Linked DNA regions of Mus musculus: all the other regions are linked to region 1. A link is a loop called in an ENCODE intact Hi-C map of the cell type or tissue named here. Cell type or tissue: heart. All regions are shown on one strand. Links, peaks and the distances in the headings refer to the core of each region. The heading gives the core; the rest is flanking DNA. Region 1 holds the start of Fbxo9 (f-box protein 9). Region 2 holds the start of Gsta4 (glutathione S-transferase, alpha 4). Region 3 holds the start of Mto1 (mitochondrial tRNA translation optimization 1).

Evidence for each region. Peaks named below come from ENCODE experiments on the same cell type or tissue, not always from the same donor. Only the 100,000 strongest peaks of a DNase experiment are listed, where the experiment ranks them.
Region 2: a loop joins it to region 1, with 10 times the contacts of the local background. A loop is called at or near these places in 14 of 42 quality-filtered maps.
Region 3: it touches region 1 in a loop (3-fold over the local background); 2 of 42 quality-filtered maps call a loop at or near these places.

What each region holds. Positions count from the first base shown.
Region 1 is chr9:78,105,755-78,115,761 of GRCm38, reverse strand. Fbxo9 (f-box protein 9) reads left to right here and starts at 7,106. Exons shown (of 13, transcript NM_023605.2): 1 at 7,106-7,471. The coding sequence starts at 7,469. It overlaps Cilk1 (ciliogenesis associated kinase 1), which reads right to left and starts at 2,524. Exons shown (of 14, transcript NM_019987.2): 1 at 2,307-2,524. In heart, for the core only: a CTCF peak has its summit at 5,914; DNase peaks (open chromatin) are centred at 2,531, 6,681, 7,181, 7,641 and 1 weaker place; H3K4me3 peaks cover 4,489 bases; H3K27ac peaks cover 3,217 bases.
Region 2 is chr9:78,189,125-78,199,131 of GRCm38, reverse strand. Gsta4 (glutathione S-transferase, alpha 4) reads right to left here and starts at 7,166. Exons shown (of 7, transcript NM_010357.3): 1 at 7,068-7,166; 2 at 756-862. The coding sequence starts at 842. In heart, for the core only: a CTCF peak has its summit at 5,029 (motif pointing right); DNase peaks (open chromatin) are centred at 5,011 and 7,161; H3K4me3 peaks cover 2,820 bases; H3K27ac peaks cover 3,103 bases.
Region 3 is chr9:78,443,548-78,453,554 of GRCm38, reverse strand. It overlaps Mto1 (mitochondrial tRNA translation optimization 1), which reads right to left and starts at 5,345. Exons shown (of 12, transcript NM_026658.2): 1 at 5,045-5,345; 2 at 3,937-4,136; 3 at 3,720-3,837; 4 at 502-791. The coding sequence starts at 5,258. In heart, for the core only: no CTCF peak of the experiment used is centred there; DNase peaks (open chromatin) are centred at 1,984 and 5,334; H3K4me3 peaks cover 2,058 bases; H3K27ac peaks cover 1,154 bases; H3K27me3 peaks cover 1,579 bases.

The sequences.
Region 1 (10,007 bases), core at 1,212-9,211:
TGGTGAACAAATATTTCAAGACTTTTAGGGACAAGGAGAGAAATGAGTAGCGACAACGACAGAAAGACTCACGGGACTTGGGAATTGATAACGTATCGGCTGTGCAAGCATAAAGACCCGAGTTAAATCCCCGGCACCCACATGCAAGCCAAGGCAAGACACAGCCTCACTTCTAACCTAACGGAGCCAGTGAGACATGGCTCCCAAATGTAAGACAGTGACCAAGGAAGAAAACCAGTGTCGACCTCTGGCCGCACACATGCAAGCGCATACACCTGCATACCCACATGAATGTGTTTACAAACACACAAGAGGATTTCCTCCCCCAGAGATGGGTACTGTTAGCACAGGGGAGTATGGAGGATAAAGCGAGGCTCTAAAGAGAGTAAGATGATCTCCGTTTGGGGGAAGGAGTCGCCCCCACAGTAGGACACTGAGTGCAGAGAATTTAGAAGGCTGAGGTTCATTATGAATGGACTTGAAAACTCAGGTGGATTAGTGAAGAACTGACACAATGGATAAACTAAAGGTCGCATGGCCAGGAGATATAACAAAAAGTGACCATGTGAAAGACTTAGCCGGGAAGCAGAGGAAGAGGACAGAGAGGGCAAACACTCGAGAGGGCTCACTAACAGGCCTGGGGGGCCGGCGACAAGGTGGCTCCACAATGTTTCAGGCTGCAGGAAGGGAAGGGCAAGATCTAGATTAGATGCAGAAGGAAGAGACTATATGAAACACACTTCAAAGGTCTTGGTGACTCACTGATGGAGGGAAAATGGCTGAAGAGAATTCAAATGCTTGAAAATTGAAACAACCCCCTGATTTGTCAGGAACCTTAGAAAGCTGTGAGGGAAAAACCAGAACAGAACAGGGAGTCTGTGAGAAGGGCTCTGAGAGAGTGAGTGGACACTCAGTCAGTGAGGCTCCACTTTCCTGACTCCTTATCCTGTCAGCAATTGCGCATGGCACAGAGGGAGGACATTTCGGTAGGAGAAAAGATTCTTTGTGACTAGTATATGTGCTCAGTTCCTTTGGCAAGGACGCCTACTCAGGCAGGCTTCTTGGACCCCACAGCACGCGCCTCCATTATGGGAAACTGGTTGGTCTCATTAAGAATTGAAGCTGCCCTCTTCCCACTCAGTTACCAGTGTGACTGAAAAAAGGGACAAGGCAAAGTGGAAAGGAAAGAGCAGAAAAGTGTGTGTGTGTGTGTGTGTGTGTGTGTGTGTGTGTGTGTGTGGACACTGGAAGGCTGCACCCCAGAGGCAGGGGGTCCATGGGATGTCATCCTAAGTTAAACACTCCCAGCACTGTCCTTGGTTCTACTCTGACTTACAGTGTTCTCCAAGTCCAGGCTCGTAGAGGGCCTTAAAGAATCTACCAAATTGTTCAGAAACTATTTCAGATGTGCGTATTTATGCATACATTAGCTACTGTAACAGTTACGCACAGAGTCAAGGCACAGGTCTTGCAAATAATTTATATGTCAACTACACTGATTTAAAGCTCTTTAAGAATTTCATATGCAGCTCCATTCATTATTGAGACACACCTGGAAGCCCCGACTCACCAGGAAATGGGTGAAATGAAAACTGTTAACTATCAAACTCCTCTCAATACAAAGAGTGCTGGGCTCAAAATTATAAAACAAACAAACAAACAGTCTTGCTAGCTCAGATATCAGTCAGGTGGGCAAAATCCAGGGTGGAATCTCCCTCAGACTTAGTAAAAGCCATTCCTTAGTAATAAATGGAAATGAATACATTCCTCTGCAGAAAGATGCATTAATTTTACCTCCTGTACAAGCCATGCATGCTAGTATCAAACTTTTAAAAGGTTAACAATAAAAAATAAACGTTGTTCTCTGAAAAAAAAAAAATCTTTCAACATCCTCCTCCAAACATCTGGTTTGAGTGGAAAGAAAGAAGCCGGAGTAAAAGATAATCTTGAGTAAAATGGTTGCGAGCAAGTGTGCTGCTCAGACCCGGGTGGGACGGACAAGGGCCTAGTTAGGCAAATGATAATCCCAAGTCCTCAGCACCCATCCACCCACAAACCCACCCGCAAGAGGTTTCAAGTCGGCCAGGGTGCTCCGCTCCTTCAGACTGAAAGATAAACACACCCATCAAAAGCCCCGGGCTCGGGAGTTTTCTCGGCAAAGGAGACCCGCAAGACCGTGGCGGGTCCACTGAGAAGCCACAGCCCCTCATTCCCGGCCATGAGTTCGCTCGGGTCAGCCGGTACCGCCCAGCACCCAGCGACAGGTCGCAGTGCAGCCCTCCAGCCCTAGCCCCAGCCCCACTTACTGGCGGCGATCGCGGCCCGGCGGCGCGTGCACCCGAGAGGGCCCGGCAGGCAAGGGCAGTGGGATCCGAGCGGGCGAACCCGGCAAGTCCACACCCGTCAGCGCGTGGCATCCAGCAGGAACCCGCCGCTCCGCGGCCTCCGGCAGCAAAACAAACAAAAGGCAGAGTGGCTTCTAGTGGGGACGACCAGCCGCTTTCCCTGGAAAAGCTGCCCTGCAGCTCCCCTCGCTGGCCCCGCGCGGCCCTGCACCACCGCCATCTCCCGGATGCTCGGCAGAGGGCAGCGTTGAGCTTCTGGGCTGCGGCGAACCCACCCGGGGGAGCCGCAGACTTGCCACTGACAGGCTGATTGACCCCAAAATACTCAAATAAGGGAAGCCCCCGCTTAAAAAAAAAAGTTTCCTGCCTGAATGTAAATCAATGCGACTAAACTGCACAGTCACAATGTTTTAAAACAACACATTTTGGCGTCTGTATTTAACCACAGTAGAAAAAATGATTTCAGCATTATTGCAACGTAAGTTTGAAAGACTGAATGGATAGCTTCCGAAGTGAGAAACCAAGGAGATGCAACACTCCTTTCTATGCAGTGGTAGGAAATCTAACACTGTTTGCAGAGGTTCTCAACCTGTGGTTAACCCTTTTGGGGATTCAAAGGTGGCCTAAGACCATCAGAAGACACAGATATTTACATTATGATTCATAACAGTAGCAAAATTACAGTTATGAAGTAGCAACAAAAATAATTTTAAAGTTGGTGATTACCACAACATGAGGAACTGTATTAGGAAGGCAGAGAACCACTAGAACAAACTCACAACATAAATTATATTGTAAAGCCTGAGTGGTGGTGTACACCTTTAATCACAGCACTTAGGAGGCAGATGCAGTGAATCTATGTGAGTTCTGGGACAGCCTGGTCTACATAGTGAATTCAAGGACAGCTAGGACTATGTAATGAGACCAAGTCTCAAACCTCTCTAAAATAAGTCATACCTACATACATATATACTATTGTGGGACCCACCTTAAATCATCTTAAAGGATAGCTTTGAAGCATTTTGAAAAAAAAAAAAAACAAATTACCACCCGGCTCTGGACTCTATCGTTCCACAGGGTGGTAACCCAAAAGGCTAGTAAAAACAAATTGCTAGGCCCCACACCAGAAGTTCTTGGGGCAGATGCTGCTGGTCTGGAGACCCACATCTTTCTAAATAACACTATTTTGACCAATAAATCAGTAACTCTTTTGAATTTAACTCTTTTTGAATTTAACTCTTCCCAGCCATGCTTGATGGAGTTACACATCCGCAGCCCCTGCGTGTGACAGTGGAAGCAGAAGCGCCAACATGAGCTACAGGAGAGCTGGTCTAACAAATAAGACCGAGTGCCCCCCCACACACACTTGTCATGTCGTTTTCCTTTCATTATTTGCCTCTGAATCCTGAGGACTGCAGGCAGTTTTTCTCAGCCCCTGAATCTAGCAAAGCTCAGATCACTCCTTTTGCTCCACTGTTGAAGAAACCTACGAGACAGTCAAGTTCCCCAGGGCTTCTGTTAACCTTACCTGTCTCCTTGTTTACCTATGTGATAGCTAGCCCATAGGACAAATGGAAATCACAAGTCCTCCTTAGTGAACACAAGACAAGGAGCCTAATAAGTCATATAGTGCTCATAAAGGGGAGCTTTAAAAGTAACTAAAATGATTACATTTTCAAACTTAACAGTTCAAGCCAGTCTGCCTTGCAAAGAGAGGAACTGCCTTTGTCTACCTTTGGCAGAGGTCCACTGGGTTACTAAGCAGTTTATATTAGAAGTCCTGGCCCTTGGGAAATTATGACCCAGTAAATACATGTTGAGATAATAAAAACCAGTGATGACGGCTATTGGTTATGACTGAGTACAAATAAGCGGTAGTGAACTGTAGCTGTGTTTTAATAAAACAGGCTTGTTGCTGTGAAGCAAACAGGGTTTCAATTAGGTAGGTACTGAATTTATCTTCACAAATATTTATCTTGTTAAATTTTACTACTTCATCAACTCGTTTGGATAAGAGAAAACGTGTTAATTGGCCAGCCCGCCTTAAACATTCAATCCTCACTCTTCATCTGAAAACTGACGTTTAGGGCTCATTGTTGTTTTATGTGCACTGTTGGTTTAGTATGTCTGTGTGAGGTCATCAGACCCCCTGGAAGTGGAGTCACAGACCATGTGGGTGCTGGGAATTGAACCCAGGTCCTCTGGAAGAGCAGTCAGTGCTCTTAACCACTGAGCCATCTCTCCAAGCCCCAATCTGGGGAATTCAAATCACGTCTGTTATTAGTCTTTTTTAAATTTTTTCCATTTAAAACCTAATTTTAAAGGGATCATTGGGAGAAGTGTTTTTCTTGAAAGACCTGAAATCTAGAGTCTCCTTTAAAAAACAAAGAAAACTACTGACATATTGGCATCCGTCGAATACCTACATCATAGGTAGTTAGTAGTGTACAAATGAAACCATCCATAGAGAAGGGCTGTTCTGAAATATAGGATTTGGGCAACATGTGCCTAAGGATGCAAGAGGCATATAAGCTATAGGGAGAATCAGCTGCTTTCTGATTGGCTCCGAGACCTGCTCCAACCTTGTCAAAAGTCCATGGCCCTATGGAGGAAAGAGGAGGTTACAGGCCCCACGTAGGGAGCCCTTGACTGTTGTTTTGCTAAATGCACATGTTGTTAAACTGCTTTCTGTCTTTTTATATGCAGAGATTAATGCTGTTTCCAACCTTCCTCGTGTGCTAGTTGGCCAGCCCACCTTAAACATTCAACCCTTTCAATGAAATTGACTAGTTCTAACACTGTGGAAACTTCATGTGAAAGCTGATGTTTAGCTGATGTTGTTTTGTGAGAGACGGTCTGGCTGGGTCTGGCTGTCAAGAGCACTTGCTGCTCTTGCAAGGGGCTCCAGTTTAGGTTTCCAGAATCCATGTGAAATGGCTCACAATCACCTCTAAGTCCAGTTGCAGGTGACCTGATACCTTCTGGCCTGTTTAGGAACCTTCACACTCATGGTGGCACATAAACTTACACAAGCGTACACACACAGAAGTAACAGTAAGCAAGTCTTTTAAAGAAAGGAATTAAAAGGCAGTTAAGAAATCTCGGGGAAGTCCCCGAAGAGCCACCATACGATTCCGAGGAAATAGAAGCCTCCTTCCAGGGTTCTTAGTCTCATTAATAAAATAATTTAAATTTGGACACAGACAGCACCTCAAGAACTAGGAAAACTAGGACTGGCGAGTTGTAAAACGGGAAACAGCCAGGAGGATGAGACTGAAGCAGAGAAACAGGCGTGGAACACGACCGGAAGGGGAACTTCGGAGGACAAGGAAGCTCAAAGCTTTAGTTAAGGAATGTAAAAGCATTCTTGGTCTCTAGCTAGAAAAAGTTTACCTGGTTCTGCCTGAATCTCATGGTGGCTTCTAGGGAATGACACCCTAGATTCTGGAAGAAAAATGACATTGTCTTAAATTGATTTCACCTTCCTAGGGGTAATCCCATGGGCCAAGTCCCTGACCTATATCCCACTAGATTAGTCTATAAGGGAGGAGCCAAGGACAGTCTCCACCTAGAGGTGGATTCCATTATTTACAAAATCTGCCGAGAATAGGTGACAGTGCTCAGCCCTAAATGGGACATATCTATATCCACTCCCCAGCCCCCAGCTCCGGGAACATTAAAGAAGATGGGGTGGAGAGAATGTAAGAGCCCGGGGACAGGAAAGAGTGTTCCGAGATGCTGTCTTTTGGATATGTCACGACAGGTGTATTCATCAGCCTACTGAAATTATGATAATTTCTACAAAATCAGGCCCAAAAGATAAGGCAATATTCCAGCATTAACTGGACTCAGTGGAATACAAACTAACTAAATAGACAACATACACAGGATTTGCAATTTCTTACTGTAATCAAGTTGCACCCCTCCCCTTTTACCTCCATGTCTTTGCCGAAGACGTACTTCATTTCTGAGCTCCAGAATAAAGTAGCACAATAAAATTTTAAGTTCTGTGAAGTCGGGTGAATGTAGCGTCCTGGCTGTTAGGTTCTAACACTTACAGAAACTCAATAAATGTTGTCTAAATGTCTGTCAGAGGCCAGGAAGCCCGTAAGTTTTGCTAGCATATGCCTGTAGGTGAAAAAGTTCTAAAATGTGCAATCCAAGTGCCTTCTATTGACGTGGAATCGGATGTTTGGACTGTAAGAAGTGGCACCGGGTTGGGGGTGGGTGGGTGTAAGTTCCGGCTCAACGTGGAACATTTGACTACAAATCCCAGCGTCCCTTGTAGTGTCCACTCCTTCAGGAGTCGGGTTTCAGGCCTTGAAAAGGGCCGTCCTTCCCCCGTTGTATTGTGGGATCTGTAGTTCGACGTGACTTGCGTTGGCTGTTACCACTCTCCGGCTGCACACATGAGCGTACGTTTTCTTCGGTTCAGAGTCTGTGGGGTTCAATGATTGTTGAGTTTTCGCTCTCTTTTCTCATTCTGACAGGGCACCCAGTGTCCAGGGCGCCTAAAGTACTGTCCCCTAATGTCCAATTAGGATCGACTCAGGGGGCTCTACTCCAAATTCAGGTTCAAACATTTTGAGCTAACGTCTGCTCCTTCCTGCCTGGGTGTTCTCAGCATCAAACAGGCGGGCTGAGTGAGGCGGGCCAGCTTAGCTCCACCGACGGCTGCACACAGTAGGCCCATCACCCTAGCTCGCGACGGGTGGCTGGTAGCCAAGCAGGCGGCGGCGACGGCGACGACGGCATTGCGCATGCGCGGCGCGGCGGCGCAGTTTCCGCAGCAGAGCAGGCAGCTCCGCCGCTGCGTCCAGACGTCTCCTGCTGGGCCGACGCTCAGCTCTTCGCTCGGTGCTCGGCCTCCGCTGGCGACCGGCGACCCCTCCGCAGCTCGAGTCCCCGGCCGCCGCAGCGCGCCTGCCTCCGGCCCCCTGTCCCGCGAAAATGGCTGCCGTACGCCGGGCCCGCAGTTATTGCCGCTGCCTGGTGCGCTTCTCCGACCGAGAACTCTGCTAAGCCGCGCTGCAGCAGACGGGCAGGAGTAGACACCGGGCAGCCGCCACCCCTCCGGGAGCCGGGCGCGGGAAGCCCCTCGACTGGGCCGGCCGCCGGCCAGCATGGTAACCGAGGAGGGAGGGCAGCAAGGGCCGGGTGGTGAGGGCAGGGTTTGACGGATAGCCGAGGAAAGGCCCGCTTCGGTCACTCCAGACTGTCCGAGCTGGGAGTCGGGTCTCAGGTGACCTGTCCTGGCTTCTGCACAAGGGAGGTGGCCCTGGCAAGCGGTGACACTTGTTGATCGCTTCTGTTCTGGCAGCCCGGCCCATAGATGATTTCGGGAGCTCCACGTTTGGGACGCACGCCCTCGAGGTGTCAGTGGCCCTGGTAGGATATTCGCAGGCAGTGCTGGCAAACTGGACTTGGAGGGATTCTTGCCAAGTTTCTTGATAGCGAGGGCCTAAGCCGCTTCTCTGCTGTGCGGACGGAGAGACTGCGCCAAGCTCCATGTGTGACAGCTCCGGTCTCACGGGACTGTTGCATGGAGTATGTAGGCTCTGCAGTGACTTAAGAAACTAGTTTCCGGCTAGGGCTGGATGATTTAAGAATGAAAGATACCAGACTGACTGGGAGAACACTCAAGTGGCTTTTTTTTTTTTTTTAACATGAATTGGCTGCAACGGTTTATTTTATGAAACTAGTCTGGTGCACAGAAAACACACTAATTGATTCTTCTTCTAAACTTTCAAAAGTAGTCCTCAAACCACGATTAAGCCCTTAACCTTCTTTATGTTCAGTTAATCTCATCTGCGAAGAAACTAACCCACTAAACTATACCATGATGCTTGAGTAATTTTCAACTATGAAAATACTGATGATTAACTAAGCTCCTGCTTATTTCAAGTGGGATTAAAATCGACTAAATGTAGTAAAATTCCAGTTCCTACTGTCAAAATCAAGGTTAACAATGGATTCTGTTCTGAGATAGGCATTCTGTATTCAACTAGTTATTTTTGAGCCTCCGACTAGCCTGGCATGGTGTGGGGTTTGGTGCAGTACCAGATCTTCAATATTAGCAAACCTATTAACTGTGATCTGTGATAAACTTTTAATCACATCTGAAAAGATGACCCAGAATTCAGAATCACTAATTCTCTTTACAGATCTCTCTCTCTCTCCCTCCCTCTCTCCCTCTCCTTAAATTAATGTTTTAAAGTGTGTGCTAGATTTATGTTAACTTGACACAGACTAGAGTCATCTGAGAGGAAGGCACGCCTCACCTGAGAAAGTGTCTCCGAAAGATCAGGCTGCAGTCAAGCCTGCAGGGCATTTTCTTAATTAGTGATTGATGGGGAGGGCCCAGCCCTTTGTGGGTGGTACCATCCCTTGGCAGGCCGGTCCTGGGATCTATGAGAAAGTTGGCTGAGCAAGCCATGCAGGAACAAGTCAGTAAGCAGCACACCTCCATGGCCTCTGCATCAGCTCCTGCATCCACCATTGTGTCCTGTTTGAGTTCCTGCCCTGATTTCCTCAGTGATGAGTAGTGATGTGGGAATGTAAGCCAAGTAAACCATTTCTTCCCCAAGTTGCTTTCGGTCATGGTGTTTCATCACAGCAGTAGTGACCCTAACTGAGACACCATGCCGTGTATGTGCAGGTGCCCACAGAGGCCAGAAAGAGAATTCCAGTGTGCTGCTGGACACGAATGCTGGGAACCAAACTCAGGTCCCCTGGAAGACTATCCAGCCCTCAACTGCTGAACCATCTCTCCAGCTCACAGATGTCTCTCCAAAGAAAGAGATCCCAGTATAGTGCTCACACTCAAATTCCTCCTAGCACATGAGAGTCTGAGGCAGGAAAATCACTGCAAATTCAAGGCCAGCCTGGTCTACATATCGAGTTTCAGTCCAGCCTAGGCTATACACAATGAGACCCTGTTTCAACTAACAAAAACTAATGATGCTGGTTTTTTTTTTTTTTTTTTTACCCAAAATCATGTGGTGCTTTTGGTCCTAAACGTACCAGCTGTGACAAAGATGTGCTCTCTGCCTTCGATACACTCTTTCTACTGAGGGAGACAAGTGATTTCAATAAGAATGTATTTGTAAGGTGACAGAAAACAGTTGGAAAATGCTGCTGACTGAATGTTGAAGTAGATGCAGCTAAGCAAGGAAGAAGGCAATCCAGGCCCAGAAGAGCAAGCAGCACACTGAGTAGCACTAACCCATTAGAGCCGGGAAGCTCTTCAGATCAGGCTAGCTTAGTCCGACTGCCCGACAACAGCAAGAGGGCTGTACTCCGTGGGACTCGGGTCCTCTCTTATTAGCTCTATTTAGGATTTGCAGTGATAACTCAGACTCTTAGATGTATACATCTCAGTGGGATCCATGCATTTCACAGTCTCCCTCTCATATTTCCTAGTAGATCAGTTTCTCATTACAACAAAATGCCTGAGATCATGCATACAGAGTTCGCTTTGGCTCATGATCTGGAGGATCAACTCCGGGATCCAGGTGGCCCCCTTGCTTTGCACCTCCCACACAACAGCACATCATGGCAGGAACTGTTCTCCACCCATCAGGCCAGATCCTACGGGTTCTCCCAACATCCAGGAACGCCAACCTGAGGACCTCTGTTTACACGGGGATCCTTTGGGGAAGA
Region 2 (10,007 bases), core at 818-8,817, 84 kb before region 1:
TTCTCCGTTTTTGCTTCACCTCACCTAGCTCTTCTCTCACTTCAAACTTTTGTCTTTGCCCCAGACTTCTCCAATGATTTTCCCTCTTTCGTTTCCTCTCTTTTCCTTCTTTGGCTTCATAATTTTTCCTTCATGTGAGGCCAAATTAAGTTTATCTTTGAGACTGATATATCCAAAGATCCTACTCAAGCGAGGTTATGCTCATTTACTGATGGCTAAAACTGTAATTAGCCTCCATCTATAGCCATCTAAAGCTTTTCGAGGGTGTTTTTGTCCTACGTATCTTAAGATGGGGTGGGACAGATGACCAGACCAGGGCAGAGTCTCTAAAGTGGGAAACAAAGACAGCAGTGAACCTTGTTCCGGGGAAACAGAATTCATACTGGGAGAGACAGCGGTTTGAAGACATTTCTATAAAGTCCACGAGGAGACTTAGAGTCAAGGTAAGAGCCAGTCAGCAGATCGTACATCTGGGCCAGGGCTCCGGGCAGCCATGAATTCCACGAGTGAGGTGCTGAGGCAGGGGTTAAATGGCCTCAGAAAAACCAACCAATCCCAATGGAGGAAATGAGCTAATCTTCCCCTATGGTTATCATCATCTCCAGGAACTTCAGAGTATCCCAGGCCCTCAACTCCCCTCTTCCTGGGCACCTCGTGACTGTAATCCCCCCTTTCTTATCTAAGAAAACAGGTGGAAAGGAAGGGAAGGAGGAGGGGATGGGACTTATGCTCCATCCCCCCAACCCGGAACTGACCTCCACTCCAGCCGCAGCCAGCAGCCAGCGGATCGACTCCATCCGTCCCCTGCCATTAAAGTAGTAGAGCTTAGGTTTGGCTGCCATGACTCCTGCTTCAGAGCTTCCTAAAGGGCGGAAGTAAAAAAATACGTTTAGAAAACAACCTGGTACACATCATACGCTTCGCCACCAGTTACAGCCGAGATGAAACACGGTAAGAAAAGCTCCTGTGTGGGGTGCGCAGACAAGAGCACGCTATGGAGAAATGCACAAAAGCGGGATTTGGAGTTGGCCTTGTGAGCAGGTGGTTAGGACTGGGGCGGAGCACTTGCCTTTGCTAGGCAGTCAACAATGTCCCATTTCTTGAGCAGAAATAGCAGTCTTTACTTTTAACCAATTAAAATGGGCAGTAGTGGTCCACGCCTTTAATTCCAGGAGGCAGAGGCAGGGGAATCTCTGTGAGTTCAAGGCCAGCCTGGCCTATAGAGCGAATTCCATGACAGTGAGGACTACAGAAAGAAACCCTGCCTTGAAAAACAAAAACCCAAACCATCAAACAAACAAACCAAAAAAGTAGCCATTTCAATGTGCACGCATGGTTTGCCTTACGCTGTATAAATGCTGTCACTCACAGCTTGAGACAAAAGAACCAGGCACACCCACCAAGGCGTCACATTATTGAGACTGTCTCTGGTATTTGGAGATAGGAACCAGGAATTGATATAATGATTTCATAAATATCTCTGAAAAAAAAAATCTTTTCTAACACCAGCAAAGAGGCAGGCTACTTGAAGTGGGCTATTCTGCGGGAACTGGGGAGTCTTCAATTGCCGCCACAAGACTTTATTTTTTTTCCAGGTAAAAAGAGATCTATGAAATAGCATAAAATATATGAATCATAATGACAAGTTAGAAAATACCAAAGTAAAGCAGTGGTGACACACACCTATAATCCCAGTACTTGGGAGGCAGAGGCAGGTGGATCTCTGTGAGTTTGAGGCCAGCCTGGTCTACAGAGTGCAGATAACCAGGACTATACAAAGAAACCCTGTCTCAAAAAACAAAACTAAATAATACACACACACTGTAAATATCTGTAAAATACAAAATTCTGAATTAAATTATTTTTAAACTTGCAAAGTGCTATCTTTTTCACTAATCACTTCTTCCTACACGAAACATAAAGTGATCCCTGAGCACCATGACACGCATCCCAGGCAGAGGCAAGGGGATCGTGAGCGCACATTTCCACATATCTGGTCATTTAGCAAAATTATTTAGCATTTACTATGTCTATAGAAAGCTTTATTAGACATGCTGTTCATAATATGTTTTGATAAAATACATTATGGCCAATCAGATCAACCTCACACTAAAGATAAAGGTTTTTGCCAAATGAAAAAAATTATCATATTTTTTTTGTTAAGTATACTGAAAGAAATAGTATCACTAAAGCAAAGACAAACAAACAAAATATTACATTATTGGCCTGTTTGGGGGCAGGAGGAGTGCAGTGGGATTGTATTTGCCTCACAAGCATGAAGTGCTGGGTTACACACACACATGCACACACACATGCACACACACACACACACACACACACATGCAGACACACTTATTGGCCTGCTTCTCAATCCTTGCTCAGTCTGCTTTCTACAATAGAATCCTGAAAGGCAGGAGTGGACTTGAGAACCAAAAAAACAAAATAAGGAGGATCTTTTGGCAAGGATCCAGAACCATGGGGTGGTATCACCCACAGCGGGCTGCCCCACCCACCACCAGCCATAAATCAAGAAAATGACCCAGCTGAATGTGGTAGAACTTGATTTTAATCCCAGGATTTGGGAGATAAAAGGCAAGAGGATCTCTTGTGAGTTTGAGGCTAGCCTGGTCTACATAATGAGTTCCAGGACAACAATTACTGCACAGAAGGACCCTGTTTCAAAAAAAAAAAAAGGTGTGTGGGGGGAGGGTAGAGAACAAAGAGAGATGTAGAGGCAGAGAGACAGAGAGAGCATCCCACAGACTTGCCTACAGGCCAAACACCCTGATGGAGTTTTAATTCTTATTTTCTTAAAAAAAAATATTTAGTTATTATTATATCTAAGTACACTGTAGCTGTCTTCAGACACACCAGAAGAGGTTGTCAGATCTCATTATGGATGGTTGTGAGCCACCATGTGGTTGCTGGGATTTGAACTCATGGCCTTTGGAAGAGCAGTCAGTGTTCTTAACCACTGAGCCATCTCTCCAGCCCCAGAGGTTTAATTCTTAATTCAATTGTTTCCTATTCCCAGATGACCCTGGCTTGTGTCAAGTTGTGGGGGTGGGAGGAGAAACAGCTAGCACACAGAGATTGTATGCACATGTAAATTTGTCCAGCCAGGATAGAAGCCTAAAGCAGGTCTTCTAATACTTTTTTCTTGATTCAACAATGTTTAGTATAACCTAAAGATTGGTAATATAGAAAACTATGTCCGTTTAGCCTTCAAAAAGTAAACCCAGTTATCTCCTTGTTTAAGGTACATTGTCAGAGTGAACAAAATAAGTGCAGTAGAAATACTAATTTTGTCCCCAGGAGCCGCCAAGAACAAAAGACAGTTGTCCCCGATTTCATTCAAATGCCAGCAGCATTCTGACCCACACTCATCTTCTCAACTCTGGTTTCTTCTTCTCAAGAGTTGTCCAAGTGTGTACACAGTTCCATGAGCTAGTTCGCCAAGTGGGCTTTTCCTATGATGACCTGGGGGTTGAACCCCACCCAGAAGGATCAGAGAATGTGCACCCATATGCAGCTCCTCAACCCAGAAGCCAGCGCACAGCTCAGCTGGACTGAGCAGAAAGCAGCCATCATGGGTGACAGTTTAGACGGAAAAAGAAGTACAAAATCTTCTAGAAAATGGAAGAACACTTCTCCTAATACAATTGCTTGAGTTAGGCCACAGGTACCGGTTCACAGCTCAGCTCCAACAAAGGCTTAGTTCCAAGGTCAAAAGGAGAGCACATGTGCAAGTCACTAAACATGGAAACCTAGCAACCTAAAAATGTCCCTTCTCCGTCGCAGATTACAGCAACATTTGCTTGTGAGAAAAGAAGTCAGCCTGGCTTCTGTTTTAGAAGTGGGCGGCAATCTCCTGAGCGCGCTTGGGGACCAGCAGCAGCAGTTTCTAGGTGCCTAGTAGGAAGTTACAGGTCTGAGCTAGAGGTGGCTCAACCGTGAAAAGCGCAGAGGACTGGGCTTCATCCCAAAACCCACGTGGCAACTCACAACACTCAGTAACTCCAAGCCCAGAGGATCTGACTTCCTTTTCCGAGCATCCTTGGATGCTGCACACGCGATGCACAGATATGCACACAGACAAAACACCCATGCACAATAAAATTTAAAAAGGAAAAGAAATGAGAAGAAAATTCTAGGGTGAAAATTCAATCAGTCTGCCCTGGGGGTCGCAGTCAGCATGGAACCATTGTCCATTCTTCCCATGAACTAGGTCAACATGGAACACCAGATCTCGTGGCAGCTCTCAGTTGGTTATGTGGATTTTTTACTGCAGCCATATGGCACTCCTGCGGGACACAGCACCCCTGTGGGACAGAGACTCTGACCCAGCTTGTATTAGGTATCTCCTCCCCATCTTTCATACTCAGAAACTAAACTTCTTATTAATTAAGCCGATTGGTTAATGTTCATAGAACACCAATGGTTTATACACTTGCTTAGATGAAAAAATAAAGCCAAGAGACTCAAATCTACCTGGGTCTTTGTAGCTATGTAAGAATAAACAAAGCAGGCTGCCATGTGGTATTTAAAGGCTAGGGCAAGTCTGAGAAACAAACCGATAAACACCTCACCAGAGCTTGCTCCTTCGAGAAGCCCTGCATTTCATTTTAGCACAGCTCCCTGCACGTGCAGGACCAGGAGGAAAACTCCAGTGTTCGATCATTTGAGTTAAGTCTTCTGAACACGTGGAGGAGACGCGGAGAAGCACAAAGGTACTCTATGGCTGGCCCCTGCTTCCTTTCTAAGTAGGTAAAAAATAACTGAGATTTTCCTAGAGAGAATATGTGTGTGAGAGTGTGGGCATGTATGTGTGGTGTGCATGTGTGAGCATGTGTGGACGCCCAAATACTAATGAGTATTTTCAAATTCAAATTCAGTTAAAACCCCACTTAAGTCTTATGTATTTCAGCTAAAGTCATCCCCGTTGGGTCCTGGCAAATGTATTTATTGAGTGCTCTGCTGCATATACACCCATATGCCAGAAGAGGGCATCAGTTCCCCTTATAGATGGTTGTGAGCCACCATTTGGTTTCTATGGGGATTGCAACCCCAAAGGAAGAACAATATCAACTGGACCAACCCAGAATTCCCAGAGACTAAACCACCAACCAAAGAGAGATTCATGGTACCAGATACTTATGTAGCAGAGGATGGCCTTATCTGATATCAAAGGGAGGCCCTCTGTCCTGTGGACATTTGATGCCCCAGCTCAGGGGGGTGCTAGAACAGTCGGGGGGCGGGGGTAGGTGAATGGGTGGAGGAGCACCCTCATAAAGGCAAAGGGGAGGGGGCAGAGGGGGGTGGGATGGCAGGGTTGTGGAGGGGTAACCGGGAAGGGGAATATCATTTGAACTGTAAACAAATAAAATCATTTTTTAAAAAAAAGTCTTATGTATTTACTTTGTTGTGCCCAGATTGTAAAAACCCCAAAGAGACCATCAGGAATCACAACCTGCTATAATTGCATGAGGGTCTTTATTCAAGCTCGAGCTTGGGCCACCAACCTTCCTGATGAAACAGGAAAGAGAGTGAACCCCCAGGTCTAAGTGAAGGGGGTTTATAAAGGAAAAAACTGCAGGCCGGGTTTCCAAGCCTTGGCATTCCATGAGAGGGTAAAGGAATTCTGCTCTTCAAACCTGATATCAGGTTTGTTCTGACAGCGGGGCGGAACGTGCAGCTGGAAAGGAACCTTTCCGACCTGGGAAAAGTACCTTGTGCTATAGGAAGCTGGTGTAGTTTTACAACTGGCCACAGCTGTCTGGGAACACTTAATTGTCTCTTTTTCATAGTCTAAGAGTGGGCTGTTATCATTTCAAGGGTATTGGGTTCTGTTTCCTTCGAGGGCAGGAGCCATCTGCACCTGAGAAAAGTTGGTTGTTAATCAAAAGGGGGTATGAGTCTCAGGGGAGGCTACGGGATGCTGCTTTCTTGTTCCCAAGGCTGGCATTTGCGCTCCCGAGTACGTACACACACACACACACACACACACACACACACACACACACACACACACACACACACACACACACACACACACACACACACACACACACACACACGAGCATCGTCACAGGGAGGGAGTGCTAACTGCTCTGACTCCACACAGGGCCAGGAGAGTGTAGGATTTGATGTGCAGGTTTCTCAGGTCTCTTCAACTTTTGAAGTTATAATGTGTGAGGGTGTTTTGGTGTGCCCAGTCATACTTAAGCTGTGCACAGACAACGCACGCGTGTCCATTGGATAGATGTCCATTTGCTATTTTCTTCAGAATCATGAGAGACTAGAAGTTAGACAGACAGGGAGAGGGGCCATGGATATGTAAGAAACCTGATGAACTTCCAAGATGGCTGGCTTCTTCTATACCCTCCAGGCTGAGACAAAAGCCTGGCCCCTTAAAACCAGGGCCTTGCAGGCTTTTACCTCCCAGCAGCAGGCCACTGCTGAGGGACTAACTCAACACCTTCTAGGCCATCTGGATTAGGGCTGGTTTACACGAGAGTCACAGGCCAGAGAAACTTCTTTTCTTTAAAGTGATTACCCTATATTGGGGGGGGGGGGTCTTCAGAGACTAAACAAACAAACAAACAAACAAATCCAGCCCTCGAGAAGAGATCGGGGATTTTTAGATTTTGTGGCTTCAGTGTTGCAGATCTTTTCTCTGTGTGTCTGCTGCATGTGGGTGGTTGCTTGCCTCCAGCAAGCCCCCTTCTTCAGCTGCTGAGTCTCTGCTCCTGTCTGCAGGGTTTGAGATTTCTTCACTGCTATCTGTTGCAGTTGAAATTCCTCCTGCCTTTTAATTACTTAAATGGCAGAGAAAACGAACCCTACCAAGACCTTTAGACCATACCAACCGCTCATCTACTAGGCAGAAAAAATTTGTGCCTTTTATTTGGCCTAAACAAGCTTTGAGATAGTGAACAGCAAATAAATCACAAAGTTAAAACAATTGCGGATTATAAACTGTAGCTTTAGCAAAATTATGTAACTACTCAGTGCAAGAGGAGTACACACACACACACGCACGCACACACATGTACGCACTCACTCACCTTATTCTTGTGGGATTGTTGTCTCCAGGCACTGGAAAGAAGCGGTTCTGCGAGCGAAAGTTCACCGTCCTGCAGGTCGTTTTGGAAGCTCCGCCCACCAGCCATTGAACATTTAAGAAATGTACACGCCCCCTAGGCACGTTGGTTAACGCTTTGTTTCCCGGGGAGAAGAACAGGTTTGCTCTAAAAGTTTTCGCTGACTCATTACTGAGTACACTCTTTGGGGGTGCTGACGCGAGGACTCCGATTCCTGTGCTGGAAGTGTTTACATTCTCTACGGGGGAACCCAGTAATATAAGCAGTTCAGATAAATGCACTGTATTCAAAATAACTATAACATCAACCTATTGAAAGGTTAGAGCTTGCAGATTTGTGAATTCATTGTATTCATTGCCAACAAAAGTACAGTAGAGAGGAATCAGCGACTGGGAGCATCGTGCTGTGGTCCATTCTTGTGATGCTAAAATAGACACTCAAGACTTTATTTTTGAAAACAAATTAGAGACGTACAGTTCTGGAGGTTGGGCAAGCCAAAATTGAGGGGCTTTCTTTCACTTGCTGAGGATGGGGTAAAATAAAAGAAAAAAAAAAGTGTGCCCTCCCTTGACGAGAGAGAAAGCGGCAAGCTCGTGCATTCACCTTAGGGGTGGACTCCCGATGAATGGGAAACTTTGCCCCCTCCCTCTCTTTCTCCTTAAAGAATTTTTTCCCCTTTCATTTTACCCTGTAGAATGGGGCAGATGGTTAAAAAGGCATGACCGCCATTCCTGGAACAGTCATAGGCAGCCCATCAAGAACCGTTTGTAGTTAAGGTTACAGGTGGGGCATAGCTCTGCCTTTGAGAAACAGAGGTACAGTCATGAACAGGAATAAACCTAGTTTGTCTTTACTGTAGGACGGCTTTGAAGCCTAAAACTGAGGCAAGCTAGTTCTTCAGTACCTAACCCGCTCCTCAGTGACATTAATTCACTCGTGACAGCGGAGCCCTCATCCACCTTATCACCTCTTTAAAAGTGCTGCCCCTCAAACCAGTTGCCCCAATGCAAAATGGCTTACGTTTCTGTAACAGGCTGGCAAAAATACATTTGAAAAGAGACACTTTGTGTCTCTCAGTCCGACTATCAGACTACGGAAACAATGGACCTCAAAGAAAAGGGACACTCCCCAGGAATCCAGTCAGAGGGGGATCTTGTCTCCTGGGAAACATTCCTTTGGCACAGTTTCTAAGAGTTAGTCAGAACGTCTTACAAGATGAGACTGAAGCACAGAAAAGCAGTGAGCACACGTGACCACTGCCTAGACCAGGACCGCTTAGATGTGCGTGCCTGAGGCTCTCTGGTTAAACTCTGAACTCACTTCAGTACCTGGAAGATGGACTTGAGGTGGGGAAGATGGGTGTGTCCCTGGATGCCTGGATCCCTGTTCTTTTTCCATATTGACTAAGTTTCCTTTTTCTGCTCTCTGCCCCCACCCCCACCCCCGGCCCCCCAAGACAGGCTTTCTCTGGTCTAGCCCGGCAGCCCTGGAATTTGCTCCCTAGACTAGGTTGGCCTCAAACTTACAGAGGTCTGCCTGCCTTTGCTGGGATTAAATCAAATTTAATTGTAGATCAATCATCTTAACTCTTAAAGGTGAGAGCAGGTTTTGATTTGGTTGTGGCAAAGAATCTTGGTAGGATGATGAGGCTCGAAAGAGTCCGGGAACTTAAGAAAGGCTCATGAAGCTACTCTTTGAGGTTAAATTAGTAAGACAGTTATGGAAGAGAGGCTGCCTTTGTGCAGCTGACTTCAAGCTGTCCAATAAGCTCTGGGATATAGCTCTCATTACCCATGCTGAGGTGGACTTCTCAGAGACGCAGCTTCCCTAATGTCTCCCATACTCCAGGAAGTGATCCCTCAGTCACGCTCTGTAAGTAACCATGGTAAACTAAGTGGTTTAGCAAGATAAATGGGCTTCTAAATAAGTTCTCCTTTGTCTGTCACAGATGCCCTATCTTGGGTGAATAGACATTGTTTGTATCTTTCCAGGGAACGAAAGCCACTAGTGGCACCTGAACAAGGACTTATGGATCCAAAGATGTGTCAAGAGAAGCAATCCTATGTTCCTTGCTATGGGTAATAAAATATCTCACCAAAGACAGGGAGTGCTGGAGCATGTGTTTAATCCCACACTGGGGAGGCAGAGGCTGGCAGATCTCTATGAGTTTGAGGCCTGCTTGGTCTACAGAGCAAGTTCCAGAACAGTAAGGGCTACACAGAGACACACCCCCTTCAAAAACAAACAATCAAATCTCACCAAGGCTGAACTGTCTAAGGGTAGGACATCCTTGGGTGGCTGTCTTCCTCTAGGTGTTGTGGGGTTGTTATACCCAGTTCTCGGGAACCCCGGAAGAACTCTAGGAACTGCAAGTTCGATATGAAAACAAAGAGAGCCTTTATTCCTGGATAAAGAGCTGGATCCTGCTCAGGTTAGGGATGCTATGCCCACGTCCAGAGGCTCGGAATATATATGAGCAGGGATCCTCAAATGTTGGAGTTACATGAGTGGGGAGGTGACAAGGGAAGGACATCCTTCAAACCTGATAACCCAGGGGCTGGAGAGATGGCTCAGTGGTTAAGAGCACTGACTGCTCTTTCAGAGGTCATGAGTGGCTCACAACCATCTGTAATGAGATCTGGTGTGTCTAAAGACAGCTACAGTGTACTTATATATAATAAATAAATAAATCTTTAAAAAAAAAAAGAAAAAAACCTGTTAACGTTTGTTCAGATAGCGGGAAACCATGCAGCTGAGGAGGGGACCTTCCTGGCCTGGGAAGTAACTTTATGGGGCTATCAGGAGCGAGTGTATTTTACAAACTGGTCACAGCTATCTGGGAACACTTAATTGCCCTTCTCTCATGATCTAAGAGTGGACCTCTTATCATTTCAAGAACATTTA
Region 3 (10,007 bases), core at 695-8,694, 340 kb before region 1:
GGTAGAACTGTTTGAGAAGGATTAGGGTAGGAGTATGGCTTTGCTGGAGGGGGTGTGACACTGATGATAAGCTTTGACTAGAGACATTCCTAATTAGCTTGCTCTCTTTCTCCCCCTCAGGTGTTGGATCAAGATTTAAGCTCTCACCCATTGCTCCAGTGCCATGCCTACTGCCATGCTCCCTATCATGACAGTCATGGACTCACCCTCTGGACCTGTAAGGTCCCGAAAAAATCTTCTGTAAGTTGCCTTGGTCATAGTGTCTTAGCAACAGAAAAGTAACTGAGGCAGTAGACAAAGTAAGTTATATAGAAATGAAATAATGAAATTTAACAATGTATAGGAAAAGACCCAATTGCTAAATTAACTAACAGACACATAAATAAAAACAAAGCAAAACTTTAAAATGACAGCAGAAGGAGAGGAAAAAGACAGTTAGGATCTGTCCTGCTGTGAATACCTAGTATCAGCCATCAACCCGGGTTTCTGTAACTGTCTTACCTTGATCCACACGCTGTCACTGAGAAAGCTGAATGGTATGGATGGATCATCTGGTGTGTGCTTGTTTAGAATGGAGAAATTAATGGACTCTTTAGCGAGTCGGGGTGGAGTTCCAGTCTTTAGTCTTCCTACCATAAATCCCAACTTCTCCAGAGTCTGAGCCAACCCTATGGAGGGCTGATCCCCCAAACGTCCTGCAGGATGCATCTCCAATCCAATTATGATCATGCCTCTCAGAAATGTCCCAGTAGTCAGAATTACACTCTCTGCATAAATTGTACTTCCATCTGCTAAATGATTAAGAACAAAACAAAACTAAACAAACCAGTAAAGTATTTTCCTCATTGTTACCACAGAAGAAAATAGAATGTAAGTACTTTATATGAGAATTCCAGAGCCAGCAGTGGTGGTGCACACCTTTAGTCCCAGGGCTCAAGAGGTAGAGGCAGGTGAATATCTGTAAGTTTGAGGCCAGCCTGGTCTACAGAGTGAGTTCTAGAACAGCCAGGGCTATACAGAGAAGTCCATTCTAAACAAAACGAAACCAAAAAACCTCAAAAGCCTCCACCACTGCAAAAAAAATAATTACAGAAAAACTTCCTGTCTCTAAAAACTTGAAAATTTTTTGTAGTTCTTTTTAAAAACTTTATTAAAGCATGAACAAATGTATTTTTCATCAATACATATGTATGTGTATTTAATTGTATTTATGTATTTATTTGAGATAGGCTCTCTCTATGTAGCTCTGGCTATTCTGGAACTCACAAAGATCCACCTGCCTCTGCCTTCTGAGCACTGGGATTAAAGGTTTGCACCACCATTGCCTAGCAATAAAATACAATTTTCAATATAAACTGTTTATTAAAGTACTAACAAACAGAAAAACAGTACATATTTATGATGTATATCATGGTGTTATAGGTACCTTGTACAAAATGAGTCCCATAACCATACCTAGAAAAATCTCGCAGCCAGGCGTGGTGGCGCACGCCTTTAATCCCAGCACTCGGGAGGCAGAGGCAGGCGGATTTCTGAGTTCGAGGCCAGCCTGGTCTACAGAGTGAGTTCCAGGACAGCCAGGGCTATACAGAGAAACCCTGTCTCGAAAAACCAAAAAAAAAAAAAATCTCAGGGTACAACATTGTATTATCAACTATAGTTGATACCTTTCTACACATTTCATCTCTAAAAGCATCCAACTTATAAGTGAAAGCTTGTTCCTATAGATCAACTTCTCTTTATTTAGCACTCAAAACAAAGAATTCCAAATGAATAAGAAACCTGCATGTAGGCCACAGTGCTGGGTGTCTGTGACCTCAGCACTGGAACAATGGAACAGCCAGGCTGGCTGTGTCAGTGAGCACCAGGATCAGTGAGAGACACTGTTTCCAAAACTAAGCAACTCTGGAGCTTGGTGAGAAGGCTCAGCAGACAAAAAGGAACTTGCTGTAAAGGCTGGTCCCTGGAACCCACACGGTGGAAGTGACGTAATCTCCTGCATGCTGCTAACTTCCTTGAGTGTGCCAGACATGTCCCCCAGTAGTGTGAAAATAAATAAGCAGAAAAAATAAACGAGTGTGGAAGACACCTAATGCTGACCTCTACCCACTACACACACGTGCACAATCACTCTGGATGGCTGTATGTTGTGAATCTCAAGAATCTAAGCAGTGTTGTAGCAGGGGAAGCACGAGGTTCCTAAAGAAGCACACAGGCCTGCTGCACTTGGTGAGGGTACAGTCAAAAGTTAACTGACTTTAGCATTTTGGTTAAATACAACATGATTTCTTCTCTTTTTTAAATTGTCAGGTATTGAAAGGAATTTTTAAAATGTATAAAATAGCCCATGTGAGGTGCATGCCTTTAACTGCAGCACTTGGAAATTAGAAGCAGGTGAATTTGTGTGAATTCGAGGCCAACCCTGATTACACAGGAAAACCTCACTCAAAAAAAAAAAAAAGAAAGAAAGAAAGAAAGAAAGAAAAAAGTTGTATCCACTTCTGAATGCTAGATAGTAGCTGGAAGAATGGTAACTGATAGAGGGAAGAGAAGAAACTAGTAAGACTGAACTAGTTCCTCCTTGCAAAGGTCAGAAAGGAGAGAACCAGAAAGGCTGAGGTTGAGGAGCTGGGCTAATTTTATGTCAAGCTAACATTGGCTAGAGTGTTCTGAGAGGCACTGGGAAACTGCCTCCCTAAGACCGGGCGGTAGGCAACCATATAGAACATTTTCTTGAGTAGTTATTCATGTGGGAGGGCCGAGCCTGTTGTGGGCGGGGCCACGCCTGGACTGGAGGTCCAGGGTCCTCCTGTAAGAAAGCAAGTTGAGCAAGCTAGTAAGCAGCACTCCTGTGTGGTCTCTGGATCGCCTCCTGCCTCCAGGTTCTTGCCCACTTTGAAGTCCTGTTTTGGCTTCCCTCAGTGGACTGTGGTTCAGGATACTAAGCCAAATCAACCCTTTCCTCCCCAGCCTGCCTTTCGTCATGGCATTACATCACAGCAATACTAACCTTAAGTAAGACAAGAAAGTAGGGGTGGGTGATGTAGTGAAATCTGCCTCACATGGGTTTTTTTTTTTTTTTGGTTTTTTTCTAGACAGTGTGTGTTGGGGTGGGGACCCTGGTTGAGATGGCTCAGTGGATAAAGGTGCTTTGCCAAACTTGATGGCCTGAATTCCATCCCTCATACCTATGTGTGTAAAGTACACACACACACACACACACACACTTCACACAGAAAATGAACAAATATAGAAACAAATTTATGATAGAAGAAGCTGGATAAAAGACACAAATTGTTTTGGAGTATTACACTAAAACAGTATTTTGTTTTGTTTTGTTGTTTTTGGGTATTTTTTGTTTTGTTTTGTTTTGTTTCGAGACAGGGTTTCTCTGTGTAGCCCTGGCTGTCCTGGATCTCACTCTGTAGACCAGGCTGGCCTCGAACTCAGAAATCTGCCTGCCTCTGCCCCACAAGTGCTGGGATTAAAGGTGTGTGCCACCACTGCCTGGCACTAAAATAATATTAATGAACCTAGAATTTGACTGAGATTCACGATGGTCAAAATGAAGAGACGCATGACTATTTACATAATTTTCTTATCCAGGCATTGAAAACCAGAATTTCCTGGAACAGCAAAAATGTCTGCATGCTCTTCTCTAAAGCAAGTTTCTCACAGAGTTTGCTAGGCTGGTATTAGCATTATTAGCCAGTACATACCCAGGACAACACCTCTGACCCTGGACTTCCCAGGGTACCCAGGCTCTGGTTCTGCAAGAACTAGATCTTCTACAGCTCCCTTCTGAACAGTGAGTAGGGGCGTGCTCAGGATTTCTTTCTGTCAACAGAGAATGCCAGTTGAAAGAGCAGTTGGAGAAGCCCACAGTCCCTCCTGGCCTCACCGTGGGTGCTCACCCCTGGCCTCGCCTGTGCTCACCTGCATGTTCTGTTTATAAAGTTTCCGGTCAATCTGTGCTCTCAGTCCCCACACAGCAGGGCCCTTACGCCGGTTTAGCACTTTGTAATGTATACCAGACTGGTCACAGATCCGGGAACACAGACCATCCAAGGCATCCACTTCTCTCATCAAATGCCCCTTTCCGATGCCACCAAAGGAAGGATTACAGGACATCTGACCTAAAGAGAATGGATATGATCATAATAGAGTACCCTGTACATATTACTTAATAAAGAGTGCTCGGAAAGGTAATCAGACTAATCAGATTCATTTAAAACAATAAACCCCAACACGCTCTCCTCTAACTTCAAAGAGAGGAGGAATTAGCAGAAAATGGGCGACTCATTCCCGTTCTCTGCATTCCTATGGACTCTATCGTCTAAGCCAAGTTACCTTTCTTCTTTGAAGCCAAGGAATACTTGATAATGTACCACCTTCCTTCATCACTTTGGTCAGGCGTGATTGGGTACACCTTGAATCCCAGCACTCAGGAGGCTGAGGCAGATGGATCACTGTGACTTCCAAGCCAGCTTGGTCTACACAGCACTGTCTCATTTATGAGAATCATTAGTAGGCCTCTGAAATGTTTTTTAGACATATCCTACAGCGTTGATAGAACACAGGTTTTGCACTACTGTGTATATGTCTAAAAGAATTTAAATCTGTGTGAAGTGACAAGTGGACTTCTATATTTAACGAGACACTACTCGCCAGAGCCTAGAAGCGGGATCAGCCTAATGTTTATCAAGTGTCGGATGGATAATGAAAACGAGGTGCGTAAGCTGAGGCGCCTATCAGCACAAAACACGCAATGGAAATACGGAACGCGACAAGCGGCGGCAGAGCTTGACAAGCTCTCCGTGGACGCACCACGTCGGTCGCTTAACAAGACGGGTGTGAAAATGTTAACTCGGGATTTCTCTGAGATGACAATACGGGGAGGGTCAACCCAGCGACCTGCCCAGCAGCCGCCGTGGCTTTCAGTCCTCCGCTCCCTGACCCCGGGCACCGGCCACTCCGGTCCACCGCAACCCTGCCCGCGCTCGGTCGGACGTAGAGTTCCCGCCGCGGCCGCGGGGCTCCTCACCGATCGTGTCCACGCGGTGCGTGAGAAGCAGGGTCCGCGAGCCACAGCGAGCGGCGGCGGCGGCCGCCTCGGTCCCCGCGTGCCCTCCTCCGATAACTACCACGTCGAAGTGCGGGGTGCAGGGCGCCGCGCTGTCGCTGCGGAGGCGACGCAAAGGCAGCCGTCTGCCGAGGGACGCTGCGGCCCAATGGCCACGGCCTCGGAGAAGGAACATGTTGAGGGAAGCTAGCTAGAGACGCCCGGAACTGTCACCGGAGTAGAAGCCAGCTGGGCGTCGCCATCTTGGCCGAGTCAGCGCGTAGCGCGCCTGCGTCCAGCGACGCTTTTGATTGGCGGGTTGGAGCTTCGCCGCGGGGAGGTGCGCGCAGGCCCTGTGCGTTCTCCCCCCCCCTTCCTCCCCCCGCAGGTACTTTCAGCGCTGGCGGGAGATTCTATCTTGGAGGTTGAGGTTAGGCTTTTCCCGTGGACTTGTCTTTATCGCCAGGTTGCCACCTATGAACAATAAATTTGATCATTTCGCCTCAAAATCTTCTGAGAGGTTAGTCGACTAAGGCAATCCGAGTTCTAATCCTCATCTTGAAGGCCATCTGGGTCTACAAATGAATATCACGTCTCCAAATCAAAACTCCATTATTTATATACAGCTTAAACATTTTTTTGACATTTATTTTATGTGTATGATTGTTTTGCCTGTGCATGTGGTGTATGGGTGTGTGGGTGTGCGCGCGCGCCTCGATCTAGCCTATTCCCACAAAAGTCAGAAGAGTGCATCAGATTTTCTGGAGCAATAAAAGGTTATGAGCCACTATGTGGGTGCTGAGAATCAAACACGGCAGGTTCTCTGCAAAGAGCAAGAGATCTTGTTCACTGAGCCATTTCTCTGGTTCCTATTTAAACATAATATACACACAAGACATGGAGAATTAAAAAATGTGTAACTCCTACAAAGTGCTCTGTCCCTACTTTAAAGGAATGCCAGTCTTTTGTTGCTAGTAGCTATTTTTATATGCATATACAAGTTTTCCTCTGAGTTGAAATATTCCTTCCTAGAGGAGGGAGTCTCATAAAAGTCCAGAAGTGAACAAAGTTTACAGGTTCAGTCCCAGGAAGATTTATAAATTGCCAGGCCCACCCCTACTTCAGGCTATACAAGCAGGGACCATTGCTAGGGGGTAGACTCCAGGACCATCAGATGTGCAAGTCCTTCGGGGGCTCAGGGATACAACTTTTGTGAGTTGTCATCCATACTGCCCTGGACTTTTGTAATGCAGTCTTTGAGTCATCCACACTCCTGTAAATACCTCCAAAAAACTTATAGTTTCACTAAATTATATTTGAGTGGAATAATTTTCTTTGGCTTGTTCTTGGTGCCCTCAGGTAAATATACATTTATTCACATTTTCACAGGAGGGGGAAAACTCACACGGCACAGGAACGCTAGTATTTTGTATATAAATTCTGTGATTATACTATCTTTCACTTTATTCCCCTCCATTTAACTATATATATTTAAATTTTTAATTGCATGTATTCATTTGCATGTGAGTATGTGTATGGGCTTACTCATACTACAGTGCACATATGGAGATCTACTTGAGAGAGTCAGTTCTCCTCATCCTGTGGGTTCTGGGAATTGAACCCACATCATCAGATTTGACAGCAGATATTTTTACCTGCCAATCATCTGTCCAGTCCCCTTAACAATATATTTGCTTAGCTGGGCACGATGGTGCACAACTCAGGCAGAGCTCTGAGTCTGAGGTCAGCATGAACTACACGGTGAGTTCCTGGATAGTCAGGGTTATGTAGAGAGATCTTGTCTCTGAGAGAAAGTGAAAATAAGCAAAAGAGAAAAAATGAAAAAAAAAAGTCTTCTACATTGTATCCAATATTGGCTTGTTTGTTGATGGTAGGTGTTTTTAGATGAGAGAGAGAGAGAGAGAGAGAGAGAGAGAGGAGAAAGAGAGGTGAGCATAAGTGTGTATGTCTTGGTGAACATTTGGGACACAAATGTCAAGTTCTGAGGAGCCAGTGATCTCCTTCTACCTTGTTTTGAAGCAGGGCCTCTCTTATTATTTCTCTTGATGTTCTGTGTACTCCAGGACAGCTGGCTAAAGAACTTAAGGCCAATTCTCCAATCTCTGCCTCCCACCTTGCAGTAAGAGGGCTAAGATTGTAGAGGTATGTACCAAGATATACCATGTATATCTTTTATGTGGGTTCTAAGAATAAAAAAAAAAAACAGGTGTCAGGAGTGCATAGCTATCCAGTGAGCCATCTTCCCAGCTTCTAGTGTGTTTTTGAGATATCTTACTTTGCAACCCAGAGCGAACTGGAACTCACAGCAATCCTTCTGCCTCAGTCTGCTGAGTGCCAGCATTTCAGATTTATGCCACCATGTTTCACTTGGATTTCTTTTTCCTTTGAGACGTGTCCTTTCTATGTATGCCAAACTAGACTTGGATTCCCCATCCTCCTGCCTCAGGTACCTAAGTGTGGAGATTACAGGTGTGCAGACTCTGTCTAGCACAGAAGCGGATAGTTATGCTTTAACCGTGGATAATGAAATTGGTTTAAATGGGATGTGATGTTTCACAAACATTGGGCATTTTTCAAGTATCATCAAATATTTACTAGCAGTTCTCTCTCAACTCCTCCTGGCTCTGTTCTTGCCTCTCTCAGTCTGGAATTGATATATAGATCAGGCTGGTCTTAAACTCATGAAGATCTCCCTCCAAAGTGTAGGCACCAAAGTAGTTTGCTTTTTTTTTTTTCCTTTCTCTAACAGGTTTTCAAAGTGTTTATATTAGAGTTATGGCCCGTGCTAGCTAAAATATACTACTTCTTAATATTTTGAGTCAATAGCTTAAACCATTGATTAAAGAATCATAGACTCAGTCAGGCAGTGGTGTCTCATGCCTGTAATCCCAGTACTCGAGGCAGAGGCAGAGGCAGAGGCAGAGGCAGAGGCAGAGGCAGAGGCAGAGGCAGAGGCAGAGGCAGAGGCAGAGGCAGAGGCAGAGGCAGAGGCAGAGGCAGAGGCAGAGGCAGAGGCAGAGGCAGAGGCAGAGGCAGAGGCAGAGGCAGAGGCAGAGGCAGAGGCAGAGGCAGAGGCAGAGGCAGAGGCAGAGGCAGAGGCAGAGGCAGAGGCAGAGGCAGAGGCAGAGGCAGAGGCAGAGGCAGAGGCAGAGGCAGAGGCAGAGGCAGAGGCAGGGGATCTCTTGAGTTCAAGGCCTGATCTACAGAGTGAGTTCCAGGATAATCAGGGCCACACAAAGAAACCCTGCATCAATCCTGCCCCCTCCCCAAAGAATCATAAACCCAGTTGACACTTACCTGGGAGAATCCCTCTCACCTACATTTGAAGACCAGGCATTAATCTGTTCACATGCTATGTATTCAGTGCAGAATCTTCCCTTTTCAACGAAGACATTACTCATAGACTCAGAACCAGAAAGTTCAGTTGTAGCCCAAGGACAGATAATAAAGACAATAGAAACCGAGTTTCTGTTTGGGAAGTCTATAAAACCCTCATGTGGAAGGTAGTTTGTTACTCTTGTATCAGCGTCCCCAGGATGGACCTCGGATTTATTGTTTGAGACAAGATCTCACTCTCTTATCCAGGCTTGTACTTCTGGGCTCAAAGATGCTCTGCTTAAGCCTCCAGAGCAGCTGGAGCTACGGACCTATGCTCCCACAGGTGATGCTAAGAGTTGATTAACTAGAAAGATTCACAACTAAAAGAATTACAATTACAGTATGGTTGTCGCAGTGAATTTTGCTCCTTTCAAAAATCATTGTTCAAACTTCATTCTCTCCGATGCTCATGCCTATTCCATACTCTATTGCACTGTTTTCTTCTTTTTAATTCCTCCTCCTCCTCACCCTCCTCCTCCTCCTCCTCTCCCTCCCTTCTCTTCTTCTTTTCCTCCAGATAGGGTTTCGATGTATAGCCCTGACTGTTTTAGAACTAGCTCTGTAGATCTCCAGCTTACTGCCTCTGCTTCCCTAGTGCTGAGACTAATAATGGAGAATGCCACTCTACTGGCAAGACCTCACAGAGAGGTCTCCTGCTCAAGTGTATTTCTGCAAAGTAGGCAGCGTTTCCATTCCCAGGTGTGTCTACTTGCCATTCAAAAGCGAATGCTTGTTAGACAAGTTCCCATTTTGAAAACTCATGTACAGGCATTGACAGGAAGGAGGGAAGAGAGTTGCAGGGTCAATAGGATGGCAGCACACTGATCGGTGTCTTTTTATTCAGGCTACATGTATCTCATAATATATGGTACATACACACGCGCGCGCGTGCGCGCGCGCACACACACACACACACACACACACACACACACTCACACACACACACACACACTTTACAAAAAGTTACACAGAGCAGCAATTTTTGAGCTTTATTTTAAGGGACACACAGGATTGCATAATAAGGTGTGGAATATAGTAATGTTATTATTATAACATTCTGATGTTAGTTGAAAACTAAGTGTTGTTCTGAGCCATGTAAATCTTCAGAAGACAGGTTTTTGTTTTTGTTAGCACAGTGGAAGGCAAAATGAGTTCCGCCAAGAACAACTTTAAAAGAAGCAGCCACTGTTGACGAGACCGACTTTAGAAATCGCTTTCTGAAAGTCTGCATTAAAGGACTACGGAATCTCAGCAGCCAAATCAGGATGGCTTACACCGTGCTGCTCATGAAACTCACACAGGCACTTTGAATATGTTCTTTAAGAGTCGGTGTGCTTTTTAGAAAGATAAGTTGAAATACTAATTCCAAGCAGTTAAATCTAACTTGAAAAGGTTCAGTGAGTTTCTATTTCTCATTAACAAGAACAGTAAATTTTGATTTAAAGTTTACATAAACCGGGCGAGGTGACGCACGCCTTTAATCCCAGCACTTGGGAGGCAGAGGCAGGCGGATTTCTGAGTTCGACGCCAGCCTGGTTTACAGTGA